2 separate regions of the Homo sapiens genome follow, and region 1 is linked to region 2. Evidence: chromatin contacts called from ENCODE Hi-C or POLR2A ChIA-PET data. All regions are on one chromosome and are shown on one strand. Each heading gives the region's core, a stretch centred on a gene start or an enhancer-like site at or near the end of the contact. The rest is flanking DNA. Distances are from core to core; before and after follow the strand shown.

What was found. A loop is a pair of places that touch in the nucleus more often than their neighbours do. ChIA-PET counts read pairs that join two places held with the same protein, here RNA polymerase II (POLR2A). Pooled maps may share reads with other maps.
Region 1: a pooled map shows a loop between it and region 2 (9-fold over the local background). The contact joins the enhancer-like site here to the promoter of CNST in region 2. A Hi-C loop is called at or near these places in 3 of 50 pooled maps. POLR2A ChIA-PET finds 5 or more read pairs at or near these places in 2 of 52 experiments (GM12878 and OCI-LY7).

The regions. Positions count from the first base shown.
Region 1 is chr1:244,942,674-244,948,397 of GRCh38, reverse strand. It overlaps the pseudogene RN7SKP55. Among named protein-coding and RNA genes, the nearest start is that of DRC8, 24 kb to the left of the region's middle. Within about 2 kb of position 3,082, at least 3 of the 41 ENCODE cell types and tissues checked have a DNase peak (open chromatin) inside an H3K27ac peak, as active enhancers do; they include GM12878 and OCI-LY7, where a contact is called at or near this core.
Region 2 is chr1:246,564,891-246,571,023 of GRCh38, reverse strand. CNST (consortin, connexin sorting protein) reads right to left here and starts at 4,568. Exons shown (of 11, transcript NM_152609.3): 1 at 4,361-4,568. It overlaps TFB2M (transcription factor B2, mitochondrial), which reads left to right and starts at 4,763. Exons shown (of 8, transcript NM_022366.3): 1 at 4,763-5,198. The coding sequence starts at 4,886. RefSeq lists enhancers at 3,964-4,463, 4,504-4,563, 4,794-5,073.

The DNA.
Region 1 (5,724 bases), core at 1,833-4,332, 1.6 Mb after region 2:
CAGAGGTCTACTTTCATTCTTTCGCCTATGACAGTCCAGTTTTCCCAGCACCATTTATTGAAGAGGGTGTCCTTTCCTCAGTGTATGTTATTGGCACCTTTGTCATAAATCAGTTGGCTATAAATATGTGGATTTATTTCTGGGTTCTCTATTCTGTTCCACTGGTCTATGTGTCTATTTTTATACCAGTACAGTGCTGTTTGGGTTATTGTAGCCTTGTAATATGTTCAGAAGTCAGATGGAAAAATGCCTCCAGCTTTGTTCTTTTTGCTCAAGATTGCTTTGGCTATTCAGGCTCCTTTTTGGTTTCATGTGAATTTTAGGGTTGTTTTTCTTTCTATGAAGAATGTCACTGGTATTTTGGTAGATTCATTAATCTGTAGATTGCTTTGGGTAGTATGGCCATTTTAACAATTCTAATTCTTCCAATCCGTGAGCATAGGGTGTCTTTCCTTTTGTTTGTGTCCTCGACAATTTCTTTCATCAGTGCTTTGTAGTTTTCCCTGTAGAGAGCTTTCACCTTCTTGGTTAAATTTGTGTGCAGAGTTTTTGTGTGTGCATAGTTATTGTACGTGGGATTGCCTTCTTGATTTATATTTCAGCCAGTTCTTCATTGGTATATAGAAACACTACTGATTTTTGTATGTTGATTTTGCATCCTGATACTTTACTTAATTTGTCTATTAGTTCTAAGAGTTTTGTGGTAGAGTCTAGGTTTTTCTATTTTTTTTTTCTTTGTATAAGGAGTCTGACACCATAGAGATTTTTCTAAATATAAGCATGTCATCTGCAAAGAGGGACAATTTGACTCCTTCTTTTCCCATTTGGATGCCTTTTATTCCTTTCTCTTGCCTGATTTCTCTTGCTAGGATTTCCAGTACTATGTTGAATACGGGTGGTGAAAGCATAAATCCATCTTACAACCTTTTAATACAGTACTTTTAATGTTAGGCACAGTTTGTTTCTGTCGCTTGTGATAAAAAACAAGAAAGATATATATCTACTTGTTCTTCAGTGCACATTGTATATTCAGCGAGGTTCTTGGCTTATGATATCTGCTTGGACAATGACAAAAATAGGTAATCAATGCTGGCTAACATTAGCAAGGAGGAGAGAAAAGTTGAAGCTAGTGGCTGGACACTAGGGCTATTTTTATTCCCTATTATTGTGAGTTTTTGAGAGAGATTCCAAATGCTTCCTGGAATAATCCAACATTGCTTGCATTTTGTAGGGAGTTCTGTACTAATGTCTATATGACCTACGAACTATTCTTGCCAAAGAAATTGAACCTGAATCTACTCAAGCTTCCAAAGCTTTCATTTACAGAAAATGCTGGGGAATGTAAAGTTAAATGACACCAGGAGGGAGCAAACAAGCAAATCCAGGATGTGAGATATTTTATACATCAATTAAACAAGTATCTTCTATAAGTCAATGACATGTTTTAAATAAGTAGGGCACCATGAATGTATATACCTAATATGTACCCACAAAAATTAAAAATAAAAAAAATTTTAGATGCGTTGGAAGAAGAGGACTCAAAATCAAAAGAAACTTGAGATATTGTAACACCCAAATGTAATATGTACATTCTGATTCAAACATACCAATTGTGACATACAAAGAAGAGTACGTTTACAAGTAACAATCCAAAAAGAAAATTTCTCCAAAACCCATTATTGATATAGTGCCATAGAACACTTTGATGTTAAATAATATGATTTTCATGTAATAGTAATAAAAATATACCCTGCAAAATAAAAAACAGTAGTCTGAGATGTATGAGTTCTAATTATGATTATTGTTCTGTGAACTTGAACACATTACATAATACAGTCAGCTGTAAAATGGAAAGACCAATACCTCATGAAATGGTTATTCAAAGCACCTAATAAAAGTTATGGTAAAAACATGCTAAGCGTAAGTGCTAAAGCTACAGCTTTCAAATAATAGTCCCATAGTGTGGTGGGCAACCTCTGGGGTGGCCCTCAGTGATCTTCTCCTGCTGAGATTCCCACCCTTATGTAACTCCCTTCCCTTGAGTATGATGTCACTTCACAAATTAGGTTACAAAAAGGGGCCAGGCCTGTAATCCTGTAATCCCAGCACTTCGGGAGGCCAAGGCAGGTGGATCACCTGAGGTCAGGAGTTTGAGACCAGCCTGGCCAGCATGGTGAGACCCGGTCTCTACTAAAAATACCAAAATTGGCCAAGCGTGGTGGCGGGCACCTGTAATACCAGCTACTCAGGAGGCTGAGGCATGAGAATCTCCTGAACCTGGGAGGTGGAGGTTGCAGTGAGCTGAGATCATGCCACTGCACTCCAGCCTGGGTGACAGAGCAAGACTCTGTCTCAAAAAATAAAATAAAATAAAATAAAAATACAAAAATTAGCCGGGTGAGTTGTGGCCAGGCGTGGTGGCTCATGCCTGTAATCCCAATGCATTGGGAGGCCAAGGCAGGTGACCACAAGGTCAAGAGTTCATGACCAGCCTGGCCAACAGGGTGAAACCCCGTCTCTACTAAAAATACAAAAAAATTAGCCGGGCGTGGTGGTGGGCACCTGTAATCCCAGCTACTCAGGAGGCTGAGGCATGAGAATCTCTTGAACCCAGGAGGCAGAGGTTGCAGTGAGCCGAGATCAGGCCACTGCACTCCAACCTGGGTGACAGAGCAAGACTCTGTCTAAAAAGAAACAAAAAAGAAGAACAAAGAAATTAGGTTACAAAAAGATTAGGATTCGAGGTTAAGTTACCAGCAGAAGGATAATGAATGAAAAAAGTCATCAGTCTATCCCTACCTCTACACAGATTTTGCCTAAAGTAATCTCAGATCGTGACCTTGAACTGTTGATTTTGGGAGCTGGGTGATGGATAACAGAAAGGATCATTGTATGTTTCACTGGACTATTTTTAAAATCTTAACCATGTTTTTTTTTTTGAGACGGAGTTTCACTCTTGTTGTGAAACAGACCTCCAGAACTCTTTCACCTTGCAGAACTGAAACTCAATACCCATTAACCAACAGCTCTCCTTTTCCCTTCCCCATAGCTCCAGGTAACCATCATTCCTTCCACTTTCTGTTTCTATGAGTTTGACTCCTCCAGAAACCTCATGTAGGTGGAATCTACAGTATTTGTCCTCAAGGTTCATCTATGTTATAGCTTGTGACAGGATTTTCTTCCTTTTTGAGGCTGCATAGTATTCCATCATGTATATATACCAAATTTTGTTTATCTATTCATTCATTGATGGATATTTGGGTTGCTTCCACCTCTTGGCTATTGTGGATAATGCTGTCATGAACATTGGTTTGCAAATATCTCTTCGAGAGCCTTCTTTTATTTCTTTTGGATATGTACTCAGAAGTGAGGTTGCTGGGTCATATGGTAACGGTATTTTTAAATTTGTGAGAAACCATCATGCTGTTTTTCATGGTAATCACACCATTTTGCTATCCCGCCAGCCATTCACAGGGTTTCCAATGCCTCCACATCCCCACCAACATTTGCCATCTTCTGGGGTTTTTTTGGGTGGGGGATTGGGGGGAATAGTAGCTATCCTAATGGGTGTTAGGTGGTATCTCATTGAGGTTTTGATTTGTATTTTTCTAATGATCAGTGATGTTGGGTATCTTTTCATGTACCTGTTGGCCACGTGTATGTCATCTTTGGAAAAATGTCTATATAACTCCCTTGCCCATTTTTTATAGTTTTTTTTCTTTTTTTCATTAAACTTTTTATTATTTTTATTTTATTTATCTTTTTTTTTACAGAGACAGGGTCTTGCAATATTCCTCAGGCTCACCTTGAATTCCTGGACTTAAGTGATCCTCCCAATTCAACCTCTTGAGTAGCTTTTGACTACAGGCGTGCACCACTGTGCCTAGGTTTTTGCCCATTTTTAAATAGGATTATTTGATATTTTGTTGTTGAGTTGTAGAAATTACTTATATATTAAATAATTGTGAATATTTTGGATGTTAACCTCTTACCAAATATATGATTTACAAACGTTTTCTTCCATTTTGTAGGTTGCCTTTTTACTCTGTTGATTGTGTCTTTCGATGCACACAAGTTTTTAAGTTTGAGGTAGTCTCATTTGTCTTTCTTTCTTTCTTTCTTTCTTTCTTTCTTTCTTTCTTTCTTTCTTTTTCTTTCTTTTTCTTTCTTTCTTCCTTTTTTAAGAAAGGCAGAGTGCCACATGCAGCACCTCATTTGGATGTGTCTGGAGTCTTGGAAGCTTAACTACCCTACATTCTCCTACAAATGGACCTTGAGAGCTTGTTTGAAGGTTCTAGCCGGGGAGTGCAGCTACTCTTATACCCTTGACCGGAGACCAGTCCTCCTCTATCTGGGATGGTTGTCCTCTTAAACCAAGCGCACAGCTTCGGGAGGCGAGGGAGGAAGGGGACACGTGCCTAGTCAGCCAGGTCAGCCAAATCAACCCTGGCAATCAATGGGGTGACAGGTGCCACAGCCAGATCACCCTCACATCCATATTTTTTTTAACTGTACTTTTGGTGTTGTATATGAGAAATTATTGTATATGGGAAATTCAATGCCATAACGTTTTTATCCTATGTTTTCTTGAAGGTATTTTAGAGTTTGAGGTTAATTTTTAACTAATGTAATGTGGTATAAAATAAGGGTCTAACTTCATTCTTTTACATGTGGACATCCAGTTTTTCTAGCACCATTTGTTGAACAAACTGTCCTTTCCTCATCAAGTGGTCTTGGCCCCCTTGTTGAAGAATATTTGGCTATGCAAGAATTTATCTCTGGGCTCTCTGTGCTACTCCATTGGTCCATATGTTTCTCTCTATACCAATAGCACACTGTTTGAATTACTGTAGATTCGTAATGTATTTTGAAATCAGGATGCTTTCGTCTTACAAATTTGTTCTTTTTCAAAATTGTTTTGGCTCTTTGGGGTCTCTTGAGATTCCATATGAATTTTAGGATCTATTTTTCTATTTCTGCCACAAACACCATTGATATTTTGATAGGGATTGTATTAAATCTGCAAATGGCTTTGTGTAGTATTGACATCTTAACAATATTAAATCTTCCAATTCATGAACGCAGAATGTCTTTCTATTTATTTGTGTCTTCTTTGATTTCCTTCAACAGTGTTTTATACTTTTTAGTGTACAAGTCATTCACCTCCTTGGTTAGGTAAATTCCTAAGTATTTATTTATTTATTTTTAGAAGGAGTTTTGCTCTTGTTGCCCAGGCTGGAGTGCAGTGGGGCGATCTCGGCTCACTGCAACCTCTGCCTCCTGGGTTCAAGCAATTCACCTGCCTCAGCCTCCCTAGTAGCTTGGATTACAGGCATGTGCCACCACGCCTGGCTAATTTTTATATAGAAGGGGTTTCACCATGTTGGTCACACTGGTCTCGAACTCCTGACCTCAGGTGATCTGCCTGCCTTGGCATCCCAAAGTGCTGGGATTACAGGTGTGAGCCACCACGCCCGGCCAATTCCTATTTTATTCTTTTTGGTGCCATCCTAAATGGAATTGTTTTCTTAATTTCTTTTCCTGACTGTTCATTGTTCATGCATAGAAACATCCCATTAACAACAGCAAAAAAAAAAAAAAAAAAAAAACAGGAATACAACTTTTCTGTTCAGAAATTTTCATATTCCTGCTATTTTGTTCTTTACTGATGCTCCAGAGGAATTGTTTTATGGACTTGATGTCCATTTGGAATAAATGGAGAAT
Region 2 (6,133 bases), core at 3,319-5,818:
TCCCCCATGAGAATGATTCCTACATAAAGGAAAGCCTGTATTCATGTGAATCTTGAAGGCCCTAAACTGGAAAGGTTACATAACAGTATCAAGACATACATATATTAAGTTAGAATTTCTCATTAAGCATATAATGCTTTTAAAGCCCAGTTAAACCTTATCAGGGCTTTTTAAAAACTGAAGATTACTGCACTATCAATTACTCTTCCTAAAATAACTACAATAAATTTGCTAAGACTCACTTGTAGAAACCAAGCAATGTATTTTCTCTTATCCAACTAAAAGGGTGCCAATAAACAGCTATCTAGTTTTAAATACAAACAAAAAACATTATTATTTTCTTATAGAACATCCACACATCTCTCACAGAACAAGTAACATCCAGTAACTATACCCCTTCCCCAATTCTGTCTTTGATCCTCTAACACTCCCCATAGTCCCTACATTGTGCCAGGTCTATCATGACTATATTTGACAGAGGGAGTTTGTTCACTGACCAGGTAATTTAAAATTTCTTCATACTATAAAGGTTGAGAAGAGGGCATGTTTCCTGTATTAAATTACACTGAATATTAATTAGGCCTTCAGGCTAATTTAGCTATTAATGTAGATATAACACACAGCAGCTAAAGTAGTATTTAGGGAAGTTTATTAGAGCACAGAGGTCAAGACAGGAACAATGATGGGTCTGACTGATCCCCATGGAGGTTAACTGGCTTTAGAGTTACCTTTGTTACAGCAGCTCTGAACCACTGACGGTTCTACGTAAATCACCACCCTTGTTGCAAAAACAACTTGAAGCACGTATGGAGACAGTATGTCAGTTGCTTTATATAAAAACTGCCATCTTTCCTTTTAAATTCCCCTAAACCACCATACACAAGTTAATCTTTTACTTTACTCAGGCTCCCAGCATTCTACAGCCATAAAACCTACTCTCTTCCTTTCTAAATTTTGCTCAAAGATTTGATCTTTCCCTTGGTAAGAAACACCATGATATAAAGAAGCACATTTATAAAACTCTTAGCCTTACCTGAAACTGACTCAGAAAATAACTCTGCAACAACAGGTACTCTACCTGTTCACAATAAAGTTCAATCTTCTTGAAGGTCCTCAAGTTCTCCCTACAATTTAGTCGACAGAAACTCATACTGTGCCTTGACACACTGTTGACGTGCAGATGTAAATAACTAGTAACAATGACACGCCAGGAAATGACTGAACACTATTCATCTTATGAGCCTCATTAAACAAGCATGGGGCTCAACGTTAACACAGTCAACACTAAGAGAAAGAGGCTGGGCATGGTGGCTACGCCTGTAATCTCAACACTTTGAGAGGTTGAGGTGGATCATTTGATCCCAGGAGTTCAGGGCTCCGGGACTGCCACTGCACTCCAGCCTGGGCAATAGAATGAGAATCTGTCTCAAAACAAACAAAACAAAACAAAAACACTAAAAGGAAGAGACTTAGAACTCTCTTCCTGCATAGAAACTTCTCAAATTAAATACCGCAGTACTTCAGGAAGAGGAGTTTTTAATTTACCCCACAGAATCAGACTCTCAGTGTAGGAAGACAGCTTAAAAATCATGTGACCATCCTATCATTTGTGCTGCTCAGTAAGGTAACATTTAGCTACATGTGACTGTTGAGCACTTGAAATGTGGCTTCTCCAAACTGAGATGTGCTGTAAGTATAAAATACCAGATTTTATAGATTTAGTATCAAATAATGTAAAATATCTCATTTTAAAAATTGATTTCATGTTAAAATAACATATATAAGATTAAATAAAATATACTACTAAAATTTTACCTGTTTCTTTTTACTTTCTTAATACCACTACTAGAAAATTTTAAATTACTTATATGGCTTGCATTGTATTTCTATTGAAGACTGCTGCTACAGACCTACAGCCTTAATTCTAACAGCAAGCAAGGACTATCACTTGGCATTTCCCAATTACAGTTGTCATTTAAAAGCCAAAAGAGGCTGGGTGTGGTGGCTCATGCCTGTAATACCAGTGTTTTGGGAGGCTGAGGTGGGAGGATTGCATGAGGCCAGGAATTTGAGACCAGCCTGGGCAACATAGCAAAACTCCGCCTTCACAAATAAATAAATATATTTAAATGTAAAAAGCAAGAAAAAAAGTATTTTAAAGGCGTGGTGGCTCACGCCTGTAATCCCAGCACTTTGAGAGGTGGAGGTCGGAGGATCACCTGAGGTCAAGACCACCCTGGCCAACATGGCGAAACTCCGTCTCTACTAAAAATACAAAAATTAGCTGGACATAGTAGCAGGAGCCTGTAATCCCAGCTACTCGGGAGGCTGAAGCAGGAGAAACTGCTTGAACCCGAAAAGCGGAGGTTGCAGTGAACCGAGATGGCACCAGCCTAGGCGACAGAGTAGACTCCATCTCAAAATTACTTCAAAAAGGCAAAAACAGCATAGGATAGAAAACCACACTTCTTAAGAAAAAAGATGGGAAATACTGCACACTAATCAAGTTTTTCTAATAAAGTATGTCTAAATCCTGATCATAAAGTTCATCTTTAAGGTGAAATCAACATTCTCAGCACCTGGGACCTCAGAAAAAAAATAAGATGTACAAAAATCTCTTATTATTCAAGTACCTTCAATTACAAACAAGTGAACCATCAACACTGTAAAAAGGGAATATTATAATGTAATTCTCTTTCCCAAAACCAAGAGAAAATAATAACACTCAAAAGCAAAATAAAAAATGACATCAGTTTTTCTAGGACTCAGTAGGCTAACTTTGGTCCACAAACATTATGAAATAAGACAGTGCATTTTAAAATAACTGTTTTGTTTTTAACCACAATGTGTTTATTTTTCTTTTTCTCTTTTTCTTTCTTTCTTTTTTTTTAAGGAGACAGAGTCTATGTTGCCCAGTCTGGCTTCGAACTCCCGGCAGCAAGTGATCCTCCCACCTTGGCCTCCCAAAGTGCTGGGATTACAGGCATGAACTACCATACCCAGCCACCACAGTGTTTTTTTTAAAAAGTCAGAAATTCAACGACACATTTCTATGAGTGAACCATGAAGACATAATTCTATTTTATCTGATTTAAAAATATTTAGGACTCCAGGTCCTGGAGGGGGAAAAAAGTGTATTTCTGAATCTATGAAAATGTTTTTTAAGGGGAGAGGGGGAGGCAGCTCAGTAATGGAGAGAGGTTCAGAGGATGCAAAGTCACCTCTAGAAAATTGTCAGTGAGAAAACTGTACGAAAAAAGAATTTAAGCAAATTAAGACCAATGAGTGAGTCCCCACAGTTTGCACAACAGTTGATGAGATATTTTCTATGATGTCCTAACAAATTTATAATACACAAAAGGTCATATTTAGTTGTCAATTCTTTATCCGCTTGAGCTTCATCAGATGAGTATAATCTTCAGACTATTTGCTGGGTGATACATTCCTTAGGAACCTTTTCCTCGTGCATTTAAATGCCAAACTCAATTACACTCTCAGTAGAGTAAGCAGAAAGGATTGTACGTATTCTAAGACACGGAGTTGATTGGCTGCCGTTTCTTGCCTTGGTGGTAAGGATAATGGGTAAAAGCTCTAAGTTTGATCCTGAAACACGGAAAACACTCTCAAAGAACCGTGTCTTCTAACATTGCCCAATAGGTAAAAAAAAAAAGACTGCCAAAATTTCCATTACAGCATCCTATTTTTAGTCTTCAAAATTGGGTCTTTTAAATCGCATTCCACAGTACGATGTGTTTGACTAAGTTTACATAAGGAATACAGTAAGCATCCTAAAGTCTTAATCTTTTTAAGCTTAGAAAGGAATTGTAAGCTTTTACATCTTCATTTTTAATCTTAACTTTAAGTCTTTTAAACACACAAACTGAAAAAATTAAGGAAAATATTGGCCCAGAGAGAGGAATGGAAGGGAGACACCACGCGGTTCTTGACAACCAAAGTGGTAGTGATGGGGGGGACCAGGTGTGGGGGGGAAATGAAAACCATCCACGAGGGTGGGGAGAGCGGGCTGTGGGCCACACAACAGAAAGGAACGGAGACCGTGGAAGCCGCAGGCTCCTCCAGGAGCCGGGTGAGGAACGACTTCTGGCGCTAGTCCCCTAGGGAGGGAGAAATTGGCGCGACGCGCAGCAATAGGAGACCCACAGTAGCTGAGAAAGGAGAGGAAAACAGGCGACCTGAGAGGCGGAGGAGGTAAGGGGACCGGGCTACACCTCACCCGGAGGGCAGAGGCTGCGCGGCTGGAGGAGGACAGCGCAGGGGGAGGAGCGAGAGGCTTCCGAAAGGCTTTCCATCCCGGCCGCGAGCCGGCGGGTCCCCTGCATCCCGCTCCTCCTCTCCTCACCTGGGAATCGGAGGCGCAAGGAGGGCTACCGCTGGGCGCCGGGTCTGTTTCCAGCCCCACTCGGCGACATGGCGGCCGACGTGCTGTCACGGAGCTTGCTCGGGTCTCCCCTGGCTCCGGTGGAGGAGACACCTCTCGCCTTTCCGCCCCGCCTCCCTCTGCGCACCCCTCGCGGCTGGCCGGCTGGAGGCTGGCGGCCCGCGACCGCGGAGCATAGAGCACTGGCGGCTAGAGAGGAAGCGCAGAGCGCGGACAACCATAGAGTACGAGTCCGGACACCAGCCGGATGGTCGGTCGCTCTCCTCAACGGTCCACTCACAATCCTCGGGCGGCTGAGCCGAGGCGGAAGCGGAAGTGAGGGAGAAAAGCAGGAAGGCTCCGCTGTTCGCATGCGCAGGCTCTAGTGTTTACTTCCGCTTGACCTGGCCCGGACGCCAGAAAATGTTCCACGTGGGATACCCTGCGTGGGGTTCACTGTAGTAGCTGCACTAGGTGATTCTTGGAGCGGGCCTGAGAGACAAGGACATGTGGATCCCAGTGGTCGGGCTTCCTCGGCGGCTGAGGCTCTCCGCCTTGGCGGGCGCTGGTCGCTTTTGCATTTTAGGGTCTGAAGCGGCGACGCGAAAGCATTTGCCGGCGAGGAACCACTGTGGGCTCTCTGACTCCTCTCCGCAGCTGTGGCCCGAACCGGATTTCAGGAATCCGCCAAGGAAGGCGTCTAAGGCCAGCTTAGACTTTAAGCGTTACGTAACCGATCGGAGATTGGCTGAGACCCTGGCGCAAATCTATTTGGGAAAACCAAGTAGACCTCCACACCTACTGCTGGAGTGCAATCCAGGTGAGTCCAGCTGAATTGCATTTTCTTGGATGTTCATCATTTATTCAAACGTATTGACCCTCCTCGGGGTGCTATTTTAGATACTGGGGGGTCTTTTTTGTTGTTCTTTTGCTTTGAGACGGAGTCTCGCTGTGTTGCCAGGCTGGAGTGCAGTGGGGCGATCTCGGCTCCCTGCAACCTCCGCGTACCGGGTTCAGGCGATTCTCCTGCCTCAGCCTCCCGAGTAGCAAGAACTACAGGCGCGCGCCACCACGCCCAGCTAATTTTCTTATTTTTACTAGAGACGGGATTTCGCCGTGTTGGCCAGGATGGTCTCGATCTCTTGACCTCGTGATCCTCCCCCCTAGGTCTCCCAAAATGCTGGGATTAGAGGCGTGAGCCACTGCGCCCGTCCAGATACGGGTCTTTGTTTGAAGCTCCTTAGTTGGAGAGATTGCCCACTACATAAGCGTAGAGTCTGTATCGTTAATGACACCACAAAGTATTTCTGTAGCAGCTTGCACTTTACACAATATTTTGATAAAACATGCTCTTAGATCTTATCTCCCCAAAAGAGTTGCAAGCCTCTGCCAGCTGAAAAAATGATGTTATCTTATTCTTCCGTGCATTCCCTATAGACCATAGCAGGATGCTAAGAACACAAGATTTATAGGCTTTTTGAATGATAGTTTTTTAAAGCACCATTTCATATCACAGGGAGTCAGTTCTGTTTAGGCTTGACAATCTCTTTGATGGTTAAAGCATCCGTGTAGTCCGTGAGGAAGTGATAGGCTAGAGGCAATCTATTTTGCTGTGACTTTTTTCTTCTAAGAGGTAGTGAATCATGGTGATGAAGAGTGCAAGTTTTGACCTGGTGCGGTGGCTCACGCCTGTAATCCAGCACTTTCAGAGGCCGAGGCGAGTGGTTCCCTTGAGGTCAGGAGTTCCAGACCAGC